Linked DNA regions of Homo sapiens: all the other regions are linked to region 3. A link is a contact called in ENCODE Hi-C or POLR2A ChIA-PET data. All regions are on one chromosome and are shown on one strand. Each heading gives the region's core, a stretch centred on a gene start or an enhancer-like site at or near the end of the contact. The rest is flanking DNA. Distances are from core to core; before and after follow the strand shown.

The links. Hi-C counts contacts between places; a loop is a spot of excess contacts on that map. ChIA-PET counts read pairs that join two places held with the same protein, here RNA polymerase II (POLR2A). Pooled maps may share reads with other maps.
Region 1: a loop to region 3 is called in a map of CD8-positive, alpha-beta T cell, with 7 times the contacts of the local background. The contact joins the promoter of PGM1 here to the promoter of MIER1 in region 3. A Hi-C loop is called at or near these places in 2 of 168 maps with a recorded cell type or tissue (CD8-positive, alpha-beta T cell and naive thymus-derived CD4-positive, alpha-beta T cell), 1 of 37 single-sample maps with no recorded cell type and 9 of 50 pooled maps.
Region 2: a pooled map shows a loop between it and region 3 (8-fold over the local background). The contact joins the promoter of ATG4C here to the promoter of MIER1 in region 3. A Hi-C loop is called at or near these places in 3 of 168 maps with a recorded cell type or tissue (B cell, CD8-positive, alpha-beta T cell and naive thymus-derived CD4-positive, alpha-beta T cell), 1 of 37 single-sample maps with no recorded cell type and 12 of 50 pooled maps. POLR2A ChIA-PET finds 5 or more read pairs at or near these places in 1 of 52 experiments (BJ).
Region 4: a loop to region 3 is called in a map of CD4-positive, alpha-beta T cell, with 6 times the contacts of the local background. The contact joins the promoter of EFCAB7 here to the promoter of MIER1 in region 3. A Hi-C loop is called at or near these places in 1 of 168 maps with a recorded cell type or tissue (CD4-positive, alpha-beta T cell), 1 of 37 single-sample maps with no recorded cell type and 9 of 50 pooled maps.

The regions. Positions count from the first base shown.
Region 1 is chr1:63,591,362-63,594,660 of GRCh38, reverse strand. It overlaps PGM1 (phosphoglucomutase 1), which reads right to left and starts at 1,250. Exons shown (of 11, transcript NM_002633.3): 1 at 927-1,250. The coding sequence starts at 1,172. RefSeq lists enhancers at 214-273, 974-1,263 and a silencer at 634-933.
Region 2 is chr1:62,782,016-62,785,519 of GRCh38, reverse strand. ATG4C (autophagy related 4C cysteine peptidase) reads right to left here and starts at 1,388. Exons shown (of 11, transcript NM_032852.4): 1 at 1,247-1,388. RefSeq lists a silencer at 908-1,202 and enhancers at 1,178-1,357, 1,478-1,537, 1,638-1,687.
Region 3 is chr1:66,923,473-66,926,538 of GRCh38, reverse strand. It overlaps MIER1 (MIER1 transcriptional regulator), which reads right to left and starts at 1,549. Exons shown (of 14, transcript NM_001077700.3): 1 at 1,444-1,549; 2 at 297-397. The coding sequence starts at 1,510. DNAI4 (dynein axonemal intermediate chain 4) reads left to right here and starts at 1,683. Exons shown (of 17, transcript NM_024763.5): 1 at 1,683-1,877. The coding sequence starts at 1,708. RefSeq lists enhancers at 1,251-1,530, 1,821-1,980 and a silencer at 1,561-1,680.
Region 4 is chr1:63,522,080-63,525,522 of GRCh38, reverse strand. EFCAB7 (EF-hand calcium binding domain 7) reads right to left here and starts at 1,998. Exons shown (of 14, transcript NM_032437.4): 1 at 1,889-1,998. It overlaps ITGB3BP (integrin subunit beta 3 binding protein), which reads left to right and starts at 2,298. Exons shown (of 9, transcript NM_014288.5): 1 at 2,298-2,394. The coding sequence starts at 2,390. RefSeq lists enhancers at 2,035-2,114, 2,276-2,899.

The sequences.
Region 1 (3,299 bases), core at 1-2,500, 3.3 Mb after region 3:
CCCACATTTCCATATATCAGATTTACTGAAAAACTTTTTTTTTTTAATTTCCCCTATCCGAGTGGACCCGCCCAATCAAGTCAGTTAACTTTCCTTGGCCGGGGGCGGAACCAAGGTGTTGCGGTAATTTCCTGGCCTGCCACGACTGCTTGCTTGCGTAAGGGCGTCTTTGGGTATGTTGCCATTCTAATGAAAATTCAGCTCCAGCCCCGTCGGTGGAACAGATCCCGGGCACCACTGGGCAGAGACTAGATGTTTCAAACGCCTGCCCCCCAGCAAGCAGGCCGCGCAAAGGGCAGGAGTTCGGAACCAAGGCAAACTAGGGGGCGGGGAGAAAAGATTGGCACCCGCCTGCTGAGATCTGCCAACCTGACGCCCCAGGGGGATGGGTGCTCTCGCCACCCTTGCCCCACAGTGTCGGGCTCCGAGCCAGCGGGAAGCGCCAGTCCTAGCCGAGAATAGCAGAGGAGCGGGCGGGATGCGAGGGGGCTCTGGGCGAGGCGGCGGCAGTCTAACCTTTCCTGCTTAAGGCGACAGCACTCTGCGCCGTAATCGTATCTTCCAAGGCTGCAAGGTTAGGGCAAATGTCAGACGCCTCGGGAGGGGCGGGGGACGGGGAGAGGGAAGGCAGCGGCTAGAGACGGAGAGTCGGGCGTGACCTTGGGAGGCTCCGCGCCCGCACCTCCCGGCGCCCCGGGAGTCAGGCGAGCAGGTCTGCCGGGTCCCGTGGCCACTTTCCCCAGCCCGGCGACCTCCGTCGGGCCTCCAGGCCAGAAGAGCGAGCGCGAAGGAGAGGGAGGAGCGGGAGGTGGAAACCGAGGCGGCAGCGCGCGGAAGCGGCCGGCCCCGAGCGAGGGAGGGCGCCGCGGGCCGCACGTCGCACACGCGCCAGGGTGCACAGCGGCGCGGGGCCGCGCATCCCTTACCCCGTTGGCGGCAGCGATGCGAGCGATGAGCTGGATGGCCTCCTTCATGTAGAACCGGCCGTCCCCGCCCACCACCAGCGTGGCCTCCTGCCGCTGCGCCGGCTCCACGGTGGAGATGATACTCTGGATGAAGTTCTCCGCGTAGTTGGCGCTGCTCTGGAACACCTTCACCCGCTTCCGCAGCCCGCTCGTGCCCGGCTTCTGGTCCTGGTACGCCTGGGTCTTAACTGTCACGATCTTCACCATGGTGGCGACTTGCTGCCGGGGGTCAGAGCGGCGGACTTGGCTGGCGGAGGGGCGGCCGGCTGAGGCTGCAGCTGCTCTGGGGTGAGGGCACGGCGGGTGGGGGCTACGCCGCACTCTAGGCCGGCGTTTGGCCCTCCTCCTTAAAGGGACAGGGGACAGGGCCCTCCCTCCGCGCCAGCCCACCTCCTGGCAGGTCCGGCGGGAGGGGAAAGGGGAGCGCCGGTCTCTAGGCCTCCTGTGAAATGGGTGGAGCCTTACTGATTTACTCTCCCCTTCGGAATCCTATCCACTGTAAAAAGAGGCCCGCAACTCCTCCTCTAAGTGTTGGGGCAGAGGTTGGGGTAGGAACCCGGTCATAGGGCAAGGACGTGAGGCAGGGTGGAAAAAAGTACAGGGTAGAATGATTTCCAGTGGTTTGGCGAATGCATCGTGTGTAAATAGCTTTCTGGAAACCTGTTGGGAGGGTCAGAAGTGCCAGCCCCAGCTCGATTTCATGAGTCGTAATTCTTTCTATTTCTCCCTAAATGTGAGGGCATTTGAGTTCCGTAAAGGAGTCGACTCCAAATGTTTCCTGCTGCACCACACACTTGACTACCATTGGTGACGGTGACTTAGCTATGACTTGCTGAGTGTAGCGTTTCTAAACCTTACTAAACTCTGGGTTTTATTTTTCCCCTTTTTATGCTTACAAAACTGAAATTCAAAGAATAAAATGCCTTGTCTCATTGCCACACAGCTAAGTCCATGCGGGAGGCCAATTCAGGTGGTCTGGCTCCAAAACCAGGGCTCTTCCCATGATTTGCCCGCTGTGACACCAGGTTGGCAACTAGGAAATGTACAAGCAGGACTTGACAAATGTAGGAGCAAATATATGGTAAGGATAAGTATGAACACCATCAAAATTAGCCAGTTACTCATGTAATAGAAATAAAGTGAGGAGATCAACAAACAAGGACTGACATGGCTGGAAAAGTTTCACGGGGGATAGCAAGGTCAACCAAGGGGATTTGATTATTAAGTAGGAATCTTCAGTCTTTCTTGCTTTTCGGTTTAGTATCTCCCTTAATTTGATGAGAGTGATTGTCTCCTCTGTTCAAGAAACCTGTCATTTTGGTAAAGTGGCAAAAAACTTGGCTTTACAAGGTGTGTGCTCTTGGGAAAGTTAGTTAATGTCCGTGGGCATCAATTTCCTTACTGTAAAATAAACATATCACCTACTTTGGAATATTTTTGCAAGATTTAATGGGGTTTTGTATGTCAGAAATTCTCAGTCATGGATACACAGTAGAATCCTACTGTGACCCATGCTCACAGTAGAATTACTTGAGGTGGTTTCTAAATGACCCAGTCCAAACAAATTCAATCATAATCAGCTGTTAGAAGTAAATCATCTAGCCTGGTGCCTGAAACATAGAGGCCTTCAAAAATATTAGCTCCCCTTCCCCAATTCCAAAACCAGAGCATATCATTCACCTGTGAATTATATTCTTTTGGTAGTTAATTGGTATGTCTTGATCAAGCAGGGAGGCGAACAGACCCATAAGAGTGCAGACTCTCACAAACCAAGTGTTGATATACATGCTCATATAGTACATGCTATGTAGATACAGTGTGTTGATGTAGTCACTATAGATGAGTTTCGGTGGCAAATATTATGTGAAAACGGAACCCTGGACTGCTAGTAATGAGTTCTAATATTTGCACAGGAGTTTACAGAGCAGTGTAATCTTGTGAATTAAATAATATAATCAAGCCCATTTTATAGACGAGAGAATTGAGGATTGGATGGTGAATGTAATCAAGGTTATCTAACTCCACAAAATGAAAATATAGCATAGATTCACTGAGCCTTCAAAATACCTACCTTAGAGTTGTATGGTTTAGATAGAGAATATACAGCTCCTACCACAGTGCTAATAAGTAAGTCATCAATAAATGATAACTTGTAAAGTCACGGGCCCAAATTCAGATCTCATGCCCTTTCTATATTCTTCAGTATCTTTGGAAATATGATGGAGCTTTTCATTTAAGAGGAATTGATCTATACTTCTCTCACCCCAGAAGTTGTAACAATTAGCTTTAACTGCATAACACACCAGTCTAAATCTGAGTGGCTTAAGACAACCC
Region 2 (3,504 bases), core at 139-2,638, 4.1 Mb after region 3:
AATCACCATAAATACATTTTTCCAAATACTTGAATCCTATTTTAAAGAAAAAGAGCATTAATTAAATGGCTTTTAATGACTTTTTGCTAAATTATACAATTCTTTAGATGGGCCACTTTTTGACATGTGGTTCTAAAAATTTTATAGCGAATGAACTGGTAATTCAATATAGCCTCAGATTATTGGACTAAATAGAAACTCTTCCTGTTCAAAGAAGAAGCTTTATCAATTTGAAACTCAGAAAATACATAGACTTTACCTTTCAAAGCCTTTCCACTCCCTCTGGGTATTCTCAATGGCTCATAATCTAATTACAAGTCACAAGCAAGCAAGAAGATCATTCCCTTGTCTCTTTCTGCCATCAACTGACACAAAATCATTGCCAAAAACCCACCGGGGACATATGGTCCGAGCAGGAAAACATAAGAAAACTCCTAAGTAATTCGGATATAAAAAGATGTAAGACGAGGTATTCTTCTGTAACTATAGGGTAGCAGTGAGCCCCATGTGGGTAAATAACCAATACAAAACGAAAAGGTAAGCCAAAGAAATCACAAGAAATATAAACTCAATAAGCAGTGATGCTGAGTTGACCGCTGAAGGTTCTCATATATGAATATAGTCATCATATGTAAGAATTTATTCTACACCTCCAACCTCAAAAGCCCTTAGATGTGGGTAGGGTTGGGAGAGTTCACGGTGAGCGGGAACCAAATGAAGTGAATGAACGTTAATATTTAGATGGAAAGGCATTAATATATGCAAGGCAGTGTGTTATGGCTTGAAGCAGTAACAAACACCAAAAAGGGAGAAAGAGGCTAGGAATGAGAACAGAGAGACAGTGGGGATCCAGTTATTATTATTATTTCCCTTTTTTTATTTTTTAAACGAGGAAAAACAGGGCCGACAGAGCACTGGCATGAGGAGGGGTCAAATGGATGCGATAGATCAGGGGAAAGAGTCTTGCCTGCAACATCTAAGAAAACCACAAGGAAAGGAGGAACAGCTGCCCACAGTTAGGCTTACGGTTTATCTCTGCAACCCAGGACAAAGCGAGGAAGAGTTAGAAGACAAATGACACTAGAAAGGAGAGACAAGGAAGGCGCCAAAACCCTCAGAGAACCCAGATGGTTGGCCACAGGGTCTTCACTGAAGGCGGACCCCCGCAAGAAACCCAGTCATTCGGGGACCAGAGACGCTAAGTCCCAAACTTCTTGACTCCTTTAGCCTCAAGCCGATCCCTCACCGAAAGAGAAGGACTGGAGAACTGTAAAAATGTGCAGGAGCCACCAACCCGGCAAATGCTCCAGCTCTAGCAGCAGCCGCCACAAAACCAGCCCGCACACACGCAGACGTTCCGACCTCAGCGCCGCAGCTACAGGTACTTTGAGCACCCCGGCCACCGTAGTAAGAGGAACCGCCTCCGCGTCAAATCCAACAGATCAGCCACTTCCGGGATACGAAAGCCTTGCGATTGGCAGTAGCGATAGCAGCGGCGTAAAGGCCTCTGCTATGCTTACTTTATCCATCCCTTTTTCCCACCTGTTCGCCACCCCAAGCCGCTAATCCACCAATGCAGCAAGCGCAGAACCAAGAGAAAGTATCCGTCTGTGAGCATTGTCTCTCTGATAGACAAACCACATTACGGCTGCCATAAATTCCTCTCGAGCACTTGGACTTCAACTACCAGCAGGCCATGCAGCATCACGCCCTTGCCTCTGGCGTAGGAACTGCAAGATCCAGCATGCATTGCGGCCCTCCTTCCTCGCACTCAGGACCAAGATAGAGCCAACCCAAGCCTCACTTTGATTTAAAAAAAAAAAAAAAAAAAAAGCCAGGATGCCTTCTTTTCCTGTTGTGAAGGAACTCTAAGCCAAGCCATTATTAGGACTGTAGGTTATTTATAAAACATCAAGGGATATGTGCACTCATTTTCCATATTCAGATTATTTTCAAGCATTAAAACACAGGACAGTCGGGCGCGGTGGTTCGCGTCTGTAATCCCAGCACTTTGGGAGGCCGAGGCGGGTGGATCGCTTGAGGTTGGGAGTTCGAGACCAACCTGGCCAACATGGTGAAAGCCCGTCTCTGTTAAAAAATTAAAAAATTAGCCGGGCGTGGCGGCGGGCGCCTGTAATTCCAGCTACTCGGGAGCCTGAGGCAGGAGAATTGCTTGAACCCGGGAGGCAAAGGTTGCAGTGAGCAGAGATCGCGCCACTGCACTCCAGCCTGGGCGACAGAGCGAGGCTTTGTGGGGAAAAAAAAAAAAAAAAGAAGGAAAAGAAAAAGAAAGAAAGAAAAAAGGACGGTCCGAAGATGCTTTTTATAACGTGGAAATTTTTGGCCAGGCGCGGCGGCTGACGCCTGTAATCCCAGCATTTTGGGAGGCCGAGGCGGGCGGATCACTTGAGCCCAGGAGTTCCAGACCAGCCTGGCCAACATGGTGAAATCCCGTCTCTACTAAAAATATAAAAAATTAGCCGGGTGCGGTGGCGCGCGCCTGTAGTCCCAACTACTCAGGAGGCTGAGGCGGGAGAATCGCTTGAACTCGGGAGGCGGAGTTTTCAGTGAGCCAAGATTGTGCCTCTGCACTCCAGCCTGGGCGACAGAGCAAGACCCTGTCTCAAAAAAGTAAAAATAAATAAATAAATAAATAAATAAGTGGAAATTTTTATCTTCACTCCTAAATGATGTCAAGAGAAATACTGTTACTGTAAAATGTAATCCTATGCCGTTTTACAGTACCGCAGATTTTGTTGGAGCAAGGACTACCAGACATGCTTCTGAATTACATAGGAAATTATACTAAAAACTAAAAATAAAATATGAAGTCTATGCCACCGGACTATGAAACCACATGGGAATGAAAACCTTCAAGAATGAAGAGTTGAAAAGTTCAAAATTAAACTTGAAATTTTTTCAATTTTTTAGTGGATTTGGTGGTTTAAATTTTTTTTTATTCTCACAGAAACAGGTAGCTGGATCTATTTATTTTTTATTCATGTACTTGGACAGCTAAATAACAAAACAACAAACAAAGGATATGATAAGATCACAAATGGCACACTTATTAGAGTGAGCAAAGTAGTTTTCTTGCATGATTCCATAGCTTGTGGTTTCCTGTTTCGAAATCCCCAAACTCTGTTTTGATTTTTTTTAGGAGAGAGAGCATGCATCTAACAAGCTGTTTAGATGCCTTTTTGTAACTTTCATAAAGACCTGGATTACAAGAATGCATGTATTTTATTTTTGGTATTGTGCATTAACAGGCCATGAGAAACAATGCTTGGATTCTTAAAATAACTATATATACAAAAGTAAATTGTGTGTATACTACAGACTTGGGTTTTCTGTAGATTTGCCACAACAAATTTTAATTGGTTAGAAAAAAAGGAGTAGAGTACCTTTCCTTTTTACAACTTCACACAGAAATCACAGGAGGAAACTATATTCTGCAACACTGACATGGCATCAGCTGTCATACAAACTGCTTTCCAACTCTAG
Region 3 (3,066 bases), core at 300-2,799:
ATTAATGCCACTCTAAAACACTTATATAGGCTTTTGGTTCTTCAAATAACAGTTTTGGATTTTCTTTTCATAATTTTTACAGTTTTATCCAGTGGCCCCATTTTATCAGAATATTACAAACTATGATTATGGTTTTTACATTGATGACATGTTATTTTTATCTCACCCAAATTCTGGAAATTTTTGGCCCATCAGTTCTCAAACACTGGAACATATAAGAAGAGTAATATAATCTTATATTACTTGAGGGAGTTTGGATTTTCCCTCCCTTAATCTCCAAGTGTACCCCTGCCTACCAGCATCACATCCGTCTTGTCTGCATTGAACCTCAACCAGTTGGTTCTTAACCACGTCCGAAACTCAGCCAGGCACTGGGAGAATCGAGCGACCACACCATCTGGATCAAAGGAAAGAGAGCCTCAGTAGCAAGGAGACAGAAACGATGATACAAGCTCACCATCCACCCTGTTTCGCATTTTTAAAAAGATGGTCGGGAATCAGGACAAGGATCCCATGACAATTTTAGAAAAACATTTAATGAGCCTTAAGTCATGCAATTTGTAACTAATGATAAAGGAATAAAAGCGACCCAATAAATAGGTCGCCTCATTCCACCCATAAGTGAAGAAGGTTCAGTCAACTCCGGGTCATCTTGGTGAAGCGGCCTCAATAGCCAAGTCAATCTTGTAATTACATAAGTTCTTCTGCAGAAATGCAGAATTCTAGCGTTGGAGGAAGCTTTAAATAGGGAAAACTGAAGCCCAGAGAGGGATAGTGACTCGCTCAAGGTTACACAGCATGCAGGGACCACAGATAGGCTCCAGGCCAGGGACCTAGCCACTACAAGCTGAAAGAACAAGAGTAAAGAGCGGCGGGCATCTGTCCCAAGGGATCCTCCCACGCGCTAGGAGGACCTCGTTTCCTTACAGTAATACCCTATTCGAGTCTCTCCTCCCTCCCTGACTCCATCCGAAAAGGGCAAGTTGGCCCAGGGCGCTGCTCACCATAAAGGCTGCAGTGCAAGCGAGAGCCTCCCGGGGATGGGACACAAGTGAGGGAAATACAGGAGAAAGAGGCGGAGCCACAGCAGGGTGGTCAGCTTAGCCCCACCCCGACTGGGATCAGGGACCGAAGCGAACGGGGCGAGGCGAACTCACTCCGCAGCGGATTCCCAGCGCGGCGCCACCACCGCGAAGGCAAAAAGGCGGCGCTGGGAGGCAGTCGATGGCCAGAGGGAGGAAGCTGCGCATGCGCCTTTGGCAGCCGGCGGAGAGCAAGCCAGGCGCGTTCTGCGGCAGCCCCTCCCCGGAAGTTAAGGGTCTTCCGGGCGGTACACTGCCGTGGGGGAGGGGAAGGAGAGAAAGGGGACTGAGGACACCTCAGGAGCCCCTCATCCCAAACTGGAATAGAAGGGGAGAGATGGCTTGTGGAGGCTGCACTTACAGCCGCTGCCGCTGCTGCCGCCGCCACCTTCGCTGCTGCCGCCACCGCCTGAAGAAGCCCCATCCATCCGCCTGCAGCCGGGAGACTCAGAGCCTGGGAGGGGCCTGAGGCCCGGGCCGCCCGCCTCCTTCTTCCAGTCGTCGTCCGGAGCTTCCTCCAGCTCCACCAACCCTCTGCCCTCCCCTCCGCCTCCGCCCTCCTCCTCGGCCTCGTGCCGCCAGCCAACCGCGCGGCCGCTTGTTGAGCCAGGGCTCCACCGTCGCCATGACGCCCGGCAAACATTCCGGAGCCTCGGCCCGAGCCGCTAACGGAGGAGCTTGGGGGTACAGGGACTTCAGAGGCGGCCAAAAAAAGGGGTGGTGCACCACTCCCCAGCTGGTCGCCACCATGCCAGTCTCTCCGGCAGGCAGTCACAAGCAGCAGAACTTCGGGTTGTAAGTTCCGGCGCTAAAAACCGTAGTCCATCCCCCTGGGACCCGGAGGGAGCCCTTCTATTAATAGATACCATTTCTGGATTTGGAAAGGGGCCCTACCCTAACTGGGTTCAGTCTGTAGACCTTGAAGCTCCTAGGCCACAATGTCTCCTTTATCGACCTACCGCAGTCTTTAAAAGAATCTCTACTGGGCTGGGCGCGGTGGCTCACACCTGTAATCCCGGCACTTTGGGAGGCCGAGTGGGGTGGATCACCTGAGGTCAGAAGTTAGCGTCCAGGCTGGCCAACATGGTGAAACCCCGTCTGTACTAAAAATACAAAAAGTTAGCCGGACGTGGTGGCACATGCCTGTAATCCCAGCTACTTGGGAGGCTGAGGCAGGAGAATCCCTTGAACCCGGAAGGCGGAGGTTGCAGTAAGCCGAGATCGTGCCGTTGCACTCGAGCCTGAGCAACAGAGCGAGACTCTGTCTAAAAAATAAGATAAAATAAATCTCTATTGCTGTGCTTGCTGTGTGAGAAAAGACCTGGTTTAGAACCATCGTTCTAGCACTTCTAGTTTGTTAAGGCCTGCAGTCTCTCAAGCTTGATGCTTTCATGCTGTGCCCAGACGTTCAAGAGCCTCAGCTTCTGTGAGCCACCAGGCCGAACATTGCTGTGCTCTGTAGTAGAGGTATTTTATTGTCGTCTCGTCAATACCATCTTACTTTAAAACTAATTCCTGCTTCCAACATTCTGTTGTTATGCAGCAGTTGAACAAGACTGTAGAAAAGCACACAGCTGTGTGGACTTGTCTTACTTTAAATGGTTCCTTAGCGCTGCCCGTAATGCTGCCCACTAAGTTCCCCCAAAATTCCCTAAGTAATTTGTTTTCTCTTCCCCTCTCCAATCTCCTCCACCTCAGCTAATCTTTCTTCAGCGGAACTTGTTGAGAGTTCTTGGGAGAGAACCTTGCATTCTCTCTTGAATATGGTACTCACGCTTTTGTCCATCCTACCACTCCATCAAAACAGCTTCTATGAAAGCCAGCAATAGCCATGCAACCAAATACAATGGCTGATCCACAGTTTCATTCTTTTTGAATGAAGCAGTGTCGGTCGGGTTTATCGCTTCTCGATCTTTGAAAAGCTTTATTTGGGTTCTGAGAAACCACTCTTCCTAGTTCTTGTCTTGGTTCATGGTTTCACCTT
Region 4 (3,443 bases), core at 749-3,248, 3.4 Mb after region 3:
CACAAATGTCACCATGTCTTTCAAATACAGGGAGGAGAATCAAGATTTTATACATAGAAGAAAATTTATAACATATATGAAAAGATCAAGATATTAAAAGTTTTATATGTGGAAGTAAAAGACGAATACTATAGTTGTATATGGACGTATTATATATTAAACAAGAATAAGCCTTTGGCAGTTAATTTCTAATTTTAGATATATACATATGTATATATATAATTGTTCAAATATGTGATAATAGCCAAAAGAACAAAGATATACACAAGAGAAGAATCACTGAACAAAGGAAGAGCACACATCTATTCTCTCAAAATACGAAAGTCAGATGACAGTCTTCATCAGGTTTTTAAGAGGAGCAAATCAGTTAATACATGTGAAGCATATACAATATTGCTTGACACGTAGTAAGTGCTAAATAAACTGCAGATAATGAGAAACTCCAGAATAATGAGAATCGGGATATGAGTGGTAGTTGACACCCATCTTCCACAGCAGGATCAACAAGATCATTTCATTAACATCTCAATAATGCAGCCCCACATTTCAAATAGCTATATTTTAAAAGTCTTATTTATAGCATTATCATAGTTTTACTGTGTTCCTTTATTAATAACAATATTTGGGGTTTGTATAGCACCTCTGTACATAAGAGCTTAAAGAACTGTCATACATCTTGTCTTATCCCTATTACAGCGGTCAGGTATTTTTTTGTCCGTTTTACAGATGAGGAAATTGAGGGGTAGCAATGTCACCCAGCTAGCAGTAAGTGGCAAAAAGCCGTAAATTTCACGAACAGTTTCTTCTTTGTTAATGTGGATATAGTACTGAACAATGGTTACTATGGGGTATTAGATTCTACTGGTGGTCTAACAGCTTCCAATATTACTCTACCCAGCTTTGACTTCTAAAAATAGATCTCCAACCTAATAAATTGAATATTTCAAGTTCAATAATAAGATAACACAGGTAGGGTCCCCTTCAGGACTCATTGCATTCCTACTCAGGAGGCCTAAATCACTTGCACCTTTTCGAATTATATAGATCATTTACACTTGGGAAAGAAAGATAATAATTGCTTATCATGGATGAAGTACCCTATTTATAATACGCAGGCCGCCTGCCTGACACTTTCATATTACACCAGATTTAGAAGGACCCCACAGGGATGTGGTGTCACAGTCTGGTTACTGCAAATTGGTAATACTATAATTAAGCATCAGAGTTCTAAACACATATGTGTGCATGCATCTCCTCACAAATGTGAAAGAAAACTGTTTCAAGAAGTAAGGGAGAATGAATTTCACTTTGCAATAAGCAATTTTAAAATATAAGTATATTTTAGGATCGTCCTCAAATATTCTTTCCAAACAAGGCAACTCCCTCACATGGAAATCCCAAGGCAGAAATGTGCCAGAATTTTATTCTTTTCCTTTCTGTGACGAGAAACCAAACTAAAGCTTAAATAAACATATAATTGCACCCCCCGCAGGCTTGGAAACCTCCCTTACTTAAAACTCCGGCCCGAGACTGAGACAGGGGCCTAGAGAGTACATTGCAGCAAACGGCTCCATAAATAACCAGCCACACAATAGCAAGAAAAATAAACTGTTAACAAGCGCCTAAGGCTTCTACAGGGCCAAGTGAAAACAGAAAGCCGTCCAGTCACCGTCCCTACACAGTGAAATACCGTCACAGGTAATCTCGGGCACCATCTCTCTATTTTTGTATTCCTCTGGAAATAAAACCGCATTTACATGTACATTTTAGGTACATACATGGACCAAATGTTTATGACAGAGAAGTAGACAAAGCAGAGGAAGGAGAAGCAGCTGCACAGAGAGGGACAGAGGGAGCGAAGAGACAGAGACAGCGAGCTGTTTGCTACCTAATTCTAGCTCACAAACAAGGAAGCGCAGCCAATTCTCTTCGGCGATTCAGCGTTCCTCTCACCGCAGCTGGACAGATCTCGGCCTTTCTCTAATCACCATGGCAACTGCACCTCACCGCCACCGGAAATAAGATGCAGAGCCCTTCTCCAAACGATCCGGCTAGAAATCTAGGAAGCGCTGATCCGGAGCGCACAGAGACAGCTGTGTTGCTCCTCTATCGCGGGGGTGGTATGGCCAGAGTAGTGAGAGAAGGTGCTCTGTTACACCAGCAGGAAATAGGTGCTGTCCTGGGCCTAGAACTCCCCGCTCGCTCCTTTGCTCGCGCACACCCGGATCCTTCGTCGCGGGGAGGATGTTTCCGCCCGGCCGCGGTGGGCTTGACGCAACGTCCAGCGCGCGCTTTTCATGCCTTGGCGTTTCCTTTGGCGGATTTTCTGTTTTCGGAAGTTGCTGGGTTCGTTTTATTCAGCGGCAGTGGTGCTTTCCCGAATCTCAGAATGCCGTAGGTATCTCCTCCCCAGGTATTGCTGTTTTGGGGGCCCTCTGCAAGAAGAGAAGATATTATGTGGCCCAGTAGCCTTTCTCGTTTTCCTATTTTTTCGGAGTATGAACTTGTCTCCTCTGTCCACAGGCAATTCCCTTCGCTTGGTACCCTCAACTCTACGTCTCCTCCAGCGGTACTCATACGATAGTCCTCCTTCGCTTTCTGTTTCTACGATGCTTTTGACAGATTTCGTAAACTGTGGGCTGTATTTAGGTGATGTCTAACTTGAAATAACATAAATAAGGTTGACACACAGGATGGGACAGAGTAGATGAAAACACGCCTTCGTAGTTTGTCAGTCCCTTGCCTTCATTAATGTGGCGCGTTCGTGTAAACCCGTGGGAGAACTCATGGACTGAGTGGGTCTAGATACCTGGATTCCAGATAAGACTCTTTCACTGTTGGGCAAGTCACTTATCGACCCTGAGCTTCGTTTTTTTTTACTTACACAAATAAGTTTGTACTGCATGATCTCTAAATTCCCATCTATGACCAATAATCTGATTATTGAGAATGACCATAGTGGGAATAGGCATTGTGCTAGATAAGATTCATCTGTTTTTCATATCCTTCATCCATCCTATATTGAGATGCATAAAATAGTTGCTACCCTATAGAAACTTAAAAAAGCCATTAAAGGTTGGGGGAGTGGGGTGGATATCAAACACCTGTAATTTCTCCTTGGCCGTCCTTGTCCTCAGGTTGATTTAGGTACCCCCTCTAGTGTAACCTGTTCCTTAGTTTATTTCAGGATTAAGTAAAATGCAAAGTAACACAGCTGGGGAAATTTTTGTATCAAATAGGAATTGACATGAAAGGGGAAAGCTGTACAGAAATGATAACCTATATTTATTGAATCTTGAATTACAATGTGGGTGCTGTATTAATCAATTTATCTACGTTTTTTCATTGAATCCTAAAATACTTTAGGGGATGGGGGCTGCTATTATCTTTACAGATAAAGAAACCCATCACCTAATAGGGTGTTCAACACAGCTGCCAATAAA